Regions from separate parts of the Homo sapiens genome. Here region 2 is linked to region 1. A link is a contact called in ENCODE Hi-C or POLR2A ChIA-PET data. All regions are on one chromosome and are shown on one strand. Each heading gives the region's core, a stretch centred on a gene start or an enhancer-like site at or near the end of the contact. The rest is flanking DNA. Distances are from core to core; before and after follow the strand shown. Region 1 overlaps LDB3 (LIM domain binding 3). Region 2 overlaps BMPR1A (bone morphogenetic protein receptor type 1A).

Evidence for each region. A loop is a pair of places that touch in the nucleus more often than their neighbours do. ChIA-PET counts read pairs that join two places held with the same protein, here RNA polymerase II (POLR2A). Pooled maps may share reads with other maps.
Region 2: POLR2A ChIA-PET joins it to region 1 with 11 read pairs in H1. The contact joins two enhancer-like sites. A Hi-C loop is called at or near these places in 2 of 50 pooled maps. POLR2A ChIA-PET finds 5 or more read pairs at or near these places in 5 of 52 experiments (BJ, H1, IMR-90 and 2 more).

Annotation. Positions count from the first base shown.
Region 1 is chr10:86,682,989-86,686,153 of GRCh38, reverse strand. The region is part of intron 5 of LDB3 (LIM domain binding 3); the gene reads right to left. Among named protein-coding and RNA genes, the nearest start is that of LDB3, 16 kb to the right of the region's middle. RefSeq lists an enhancer at 1-2,082. Within about 2 kb of position 1,718, at least 9 of the 41 ENCODE cell types and tissues checked have a DNase peak (open chromatin) inside an H3K27ac peak, as active enhancers do.
Region 2 is chr10:86,871,338-86,874,502 of GRCh38, reverse strand. All of the region lies in intron 2 of BMPR1A (bone morphogenetic protein receptor type 1A), which reads right to left. Among named protein-coding and RNA genes, the nearest start is that of MMRN2, 85 kb to the left of the region's middle. RefSeq lists enhancers at 1,472-1,591, 2,239-2,800. Within about 2 kb of position 1,420, at least 3 of the 41 ENCODE cell types and tissues checked have a DNase peak (open chromatin) inside an H3K27ac peak, as active enhancers do.

The DNA of each region.
Region 1 (3,165 bases), core at 469-2,968:
GAGTAGCTGGCCATCCTCTACCCACAGGAGGCTCTTCCCTCCAATGGATAGGTGCGCTCCCCGGGCAGACAAGATCCAGTGCAGCCCTTCTGAGGGGTCGCCAGGACAGAAAGGTCTTCAGGCTCACACAGGCCCAGCAGCAGCACAGCCTGTGTCCCCCTCCCCCTGCGCCCGCCACCGTCACCAACCCCAGGCACATCTTAAGCAGCTGCTGCAGCAGGAAATTGGGAATGAAATTAGAACCATCGGATGGAGCCCCCACTCCCACCCCCAAATGCTTCTACTCCAGCTTCACACATGCAGGCTCACCCAGGGGTACAAGTGTACCCCACTCATACATATGCACATACATGTACACATGCCAGCAGGCACACTCTATCCACGCCAGACACACGCAGACACATGCTGGGGCTGGCACGCAAGCGCACACACATGCTGTCCTTTGATACTAACTTGGCTGGAGAGTTGACTACCACCTGGGGAGGAAAAGGGCAAAGAAGACAGGGTGGTCAGAGAGAGGCTCCACCAGGGGCAGTTTGAGCGCCGGGGCCATCATCAGCCTGGTCATTGTGGAGGCAGAACCAGCCCAAACCGCAATGGGTGAGGAGAGCAAGGAGTGAGGAGGGAGAACTCAGAGCCGGGAATCACAGCTACTGGGACCCTCGGTTTGGTTCAGAGACTGACACAGCAATGTTTCCCTCTTGAGGGGTCCCCAGTGCCCTCTGCTTTGCCAGAAGAAGGGTTTTCTTGTCTATCTTCAGGGGCACTCGTACCGCATACATGAATCCCCCACATACAAACCTGGCTATAGACCCCAGAGTGGAAGCTAGGGGTGGAGACAGGACCAGCTGTGGCTGCTATGGAAAAGGCTGAGGCCCAGGGGCCTCCCTGCCTGTCAGCAGCTCCGGACTAAGAGTCTGTTTTGTGGGGGCAGCTCTGGAATTCTGTCCTGAGCAGGCATTGCAGTGGTAAGGAGGCAGGGTGTGCGCGGGGTTTCCTATGCCCCCCCAAACCTGACCTCCTCTCCCTCCCAGAAGAGACGCAGGCAGCTCTGGCTGCTCCTCTTGGGGTATAGGGGAGTGGGGTGCACAGTCACCAGGGGCCACTCCTAAAGGCCCCTTGGGCCAGCAATGAGGCAGGATGGAGGAGCGAGCAGGCGCAGGGAGAAGTGTGAGCTCAACAGCCGAGGCAGCACAGTGAGAGGCCCCTTCCTCTCACTCTGACCTGAGAGTGAGCCTCCCAGAGCATGGTCTCTGTAGGGAAAGCAGTGTCTGTCCTGTGTTTCTTTAAATGCAAATTCCCTGCAGTGGCAGACCCTGTGGCCAGCAGCCCTGTCGGGGGCCTGTGAGGGAGACAGTGTGGAAGGTGGGGGGCTCTGTCCCCAAACTCTGCCACCTTCTTGAATCTGCCCAGTGTGGGCTGTAGCTGGGGGAGCTTGGGCCCCGGCCAGCCTGGCCCTGGTCATTTGCAGCCAAACCCTGGGAAGCCAGGCTCAAGTCAGTGGTCCCCGGTCCCAGGGAGCAGCACAGTGGCCCTGCTCTGCCCCAGGCCCGCCACTGCCTCAGAACTGATAAAATTCCCTCTATCCTCCCAGGCTCAAAATAGCTGCAAGTGGAGCTATATTAGGAAAGGGCCAGCACGGAGCTCCATTCCTTCTCCATTTTTGGCCAGTGCTGACAGCTGCAGGGTCATCTCTTGCCCTGACCAGCCCAGGGCCCCCTGCAGAGGGCAGTGTTGGCCTGGCGGGGTGGGGGCTGCCTCTGCCCTCCCTTGGCAGCCTGCTCCTTCTTTGACATTTATTCCTGCCTCCTGCTCAGCTTCTCCCACCCAGGACCTGGGGCCGGGATGGTGGCAGCAGACACATCTGAGAGGAGCCAGTGCCTGGGTCTTGGGGAAGATGAGCCAAAGATGTAAGACCTGCCCAGGGGCCCTTGCACTGAGTGGCCTGAGGGGCACTGCCCTTCAGTGCCAGCCTCAGAAGGGAGGAGAAGAAGGGGGCTGCTGGGATGCCTATGCCCGTCTGCCCTTGCACCACATCTGTTTCTCTCTCCTCCTTCCAAGAGGATACGAGGTGCCAAAGAATTGCACTGCAAGTTGCCCAGAGGAGAGAGTAGCGGAAGGGGCTTCTTTTTGGAGCCAGACAGGACAGAGTTCAAGTTGTGACCCTGCCTCTTCCTAGCACTGTGACTCCGGGCAAATTACCCACCCGTCCCAGCCTGTTTCCTAATTCTAATTCTTGAGATGGTAGTGCCTACCCCGCAGGTGGGTTGTGCAGACTGAACGGGTCATGAGTCTAAGGTGCTCAGCATGGGAGAAGTGTGCCATGGATAAGCACGGGGATTAGCCCTTGCTGACCCTGTTGCTGACCCACTTAGCATAGGTGGTGGCCTCAGCCCAGCAGAGGTTGCCCTAGGCCAGCCCAGGTCAGAGGCTCCAGCCCTTCCTGCCGGCATTGCCTGAGACAGCAGCATCAGCTTTTACTTTGGATGAAGCACCCACTGCACATCCTCCCCTAGCCCACCATCCCTTGGAGGAAACGTCAGACTCTGCTGCTCTGAGCACCAAGAAATAATTTACACATTCATCAGGGTCTGGGCAGCCCCTGCACCGACAGCAGAGTACCTTAGGCACTATGGGAAGCAGAGGTGGGCCTGGCCCCTCACTTCCCTGAGCAGGCAGCAAGTCCCTGTCTCAATGCAAAGTGGAGTCAGGCAGACCTGCATGCCAGTTCTGTCTGCCACTTACTAGCTGTGTGACCTTGGGCAAATTACTTGCTCTCTCTGAGCGTCTATTTTCCAGCTATAAAATGGGGAAAATCATGCCCACCTCTGGAGTTGCAGAGAGAGTTGTTTTAGAGAGTGTTGCTGAGAGATAAGGCATGTGGACTGTTAGCTGGTCCATAGCCAGAGTGCATGGTCAGTATGGGGAGACATTATCATCATTGCAGGTGGGTCTCCTGGGAGTCCCAGGCCACCAGAGGCTGACCTCTCTGCCTGAGGCCAGTTCCTGAAAAGGACCGGGAAGACCTACCAGCCCAACAAATGCGGGACAAGGAGGTCATCTCTGTTCTACTATTCCCTGAGTTTTCTGGCAAAAGTCCTTTGCTGGGGAACCCTGGGGGCATATATGGCTCTGTCACCTTGGGTAAGGGAAGCAAGCCATGTG
Region 2 (3,165 bases), core at 171-2,670, 190 kb before region 1:
ACCCAGTAAGCGAAGCTTGCAGTAAGCTGAGACTGCGCCACTGCACTCCAGCCTGGGTGACAGAGTGAGACACAATCTCATAAAAAAAGAGGAGAGGAGGGGAGGGGAGCGGAGGGAAAAAAGCAGTATCTTAAAGAAATTATTTCCTAAAATATTGCAAATTTGACTTTATTAAGATGAAACTGAACTTCTAATATGGATGACATGAAACATAATCTCTCCAATTAAGGTTTGGTGATTATTAATATAGACAGTGAACTTTTAAATGCCTCAAAGTAAAATTGTTAAATAAATAACGGGGGAAAAGGCTAATTAGTATCAAGATATATATCATTCTACTTTACCCCCATCCCATTGTTTCATGTGGTTTGATTTTATTGACTTTCAGCTTGAACTATTCCTGAATGACAAAGATCTTGCTTATTTATGACACAATGACCCTGGTGTGATTTCTACATTAATAACCTGAGCTTTCTACTTTATAATATCTAAGTAAGAATTTTCACTTTAATTAGCTTTCCAAAGTTATTCACAGTACTGAGGCAAAGAAGGTTTACAGTGAGGTATCATTTACACGTGTATGTTATATGTAGCTTAGTTCTAAAAATCCCTGCAATCTCTTATTTCTGTAATATAAAATTGTTTCCCATTACATAATGCTGAGAGAAAAAGATGTAAAGTCTAAAATAACTATAGAATAATGTCTGCCACATGATTTAACAGCATTTCTTTGAAAACTTCTTGAAATAATTCAACTGTCATTCTAAGGATATATGTTCCAGGTTTCCAATTCAAGAGAAGTTTCCAGTGTATTTCCAATCCTAATCTCTCTTCCTCATTTCAATTTTCCCACTAAATATTTCTACTAGAATCACACTCCACCTGTCTAAATCAAACCCACACCTTTCTTTCTTGCTCCTCCACTGGCTACCACTCTCCAGTGGATACCATGCCAGAAACCCTGGCTTTGGTCCTGCCTCCCTTGCTAGGTCTCCACCCCTCCCCAAATTTTCACTTATTAATTTACTCACTTATTCACCAACAACATCTTTTTTTTTTTTTTTAATTTAATAGGGGTGGGGGCGGTGGGTCTCGCTATGTTGCCTGGGCTGGTCTCAAACTCCTGGCCTCAAGCAATCCTGTGGCCTTGGCCTCCTCCCAGAGTGCTGAGATTACAGGTGTGAACCACTGCAACTGGCCTGCATCTGGAGTACGTATTACCGACCCAGTGTTAGGTACCAGAAATACAAATATGAGTATGGTTGTTCCTGCTGCAAGGAACTCACAGTCTTGGGCAGGAGACTGACCGCTATGCCTTGTTACATCTTTCATTGTCACTGTTTCCTCATTGGTTTATTTAAAGCTAATATGTGGCCTTGTCTCATTAGAGCCACAACCAAGGCACCCTGCAGAGCTGGCTGGCCGTGAGACTCTAAGTGCTTTCCCTTTCAGAGGAAAGGACTGTGTGTGAGTTCCTTCCGCAAAAACATCCACGACCCTGCTACCCTGGCATAAGTTCAAATTCTGGATCTGCCTTTAACTTAACCTCTCTGAATTAGTTTCCTCATCTTTAAAACTGGAATGAGGCCAACTGTGGTGGTGACCGCCTGTAATCTCAGCTGTAATCCTGGGCTCAAACAGGATCACTTGAGCCCAGAAATTCCAGGCTACAATGCACTGTGATCACAACAGTTAAGAGCCACTGCACTCCAGCCTTGGCAACACAGCAAGACCCCATCTTAACAAACAAACAAATCTGGAATGATATTTATTAACTGACAGTTATTTTGAGAACCAAATGAGATAACAGCAAACACATATTTAAAATAATTTTTAAAATAAAAAATTAAATAAATTTAAATATTTTTAAACTTAAGGAACTCATATAAAATAATAGCTAACACATATTAACCTCTATGTGCCAGTAGTCATAAATGCTTTGCATATATTAAGTTATCAAACCATCAACCAACTTATTTAAAGGTTAAATTATTATTTTAATTTTACAGATGAAGAAACAGGCAAGTAGACTTTAAGGAACTTATCAAAGATCACACAACAGGTTAAGTGGCAGAGTCATAATTAAAATCAAGGAGGTCTGATTCCAGATTCTACATGTTAACAACTATCCTATACTTCCCTGCCTGATTTTATATATATTATATAATGTAAATACACATTTTAAACTATTTAGGAGAGCCTGGTACATAGTAGGTGCTAAATAGAAGTTTCCTCCTCTCATCCATGTTTACAACACACTTGCCAACCTGGCAAAGGAAGTCACTAACAGGTGCTATCCATAACAATTCAATCTGCAAGAAATTTTTATAGACAAAAAAAGCTGTGATAACTTGTATGGAGAACAGCCATCAAATCTTCCCTGACTACGAGCTCAATACGTATTGGTATTGATGACAACTCCTAAGACATGCATGCAGTCTGAGAATGAAGGGAAATGCTGCTGTAATCAAACAGGACAACCATCTTACTGTATTCCACCTGGCCAGGCCTCCTAAGCACTTGAGAGAAGAATGACAGGAATGCAAAGGACATAGCAACCACTCCACTTGAGATACAACCAAAAGAACCCAGGGACTTTGCTCACAGAGTACATAAGGAATAAAGTTTGAGAGCATCTTTGTCAAAGACATGACCAACATGATAGAAAGGGAGACTGGACTAAATTTTTTTTTTTTTTTTGGAGGCAGAGTCTCACTCTGTTGCCCAGGCTGAAGTGCAGTGGTACAACCTCAGCTCACTGCCTCCTGGGCTCCAGGCAATCCTCCCACCTCAGCCTCCTGAGTAGCTGGGACCACAAGCACGTGTCACCAAGCCTGGCTAATTTTGTATTTTCTGTTGAGATGGGGTTTGCCATGTTGCCCAGACTGATCTCGAACTCCTGGACTCAAGCAATCCACCCGCCTAAACCTCCCAAAGTGTTGGGATTACAGGCGTGAGCCACCACCGCCTGGCCCTAGACTAAATAATCTACGTTATCCCTTCCAATGCTGGAGTCCTATGGAAACAGTGTTCTTGCCGTTGAATTATTAATTTATTCCCTAAATGTTTATTAAGTGTCTGTGCTATGCATGATTCTGTATTAGATACCAAGAATACACTGTTCAGAGCCAAACAGGCCCAGCCTTCATGAAGTTCAGAGTCCTT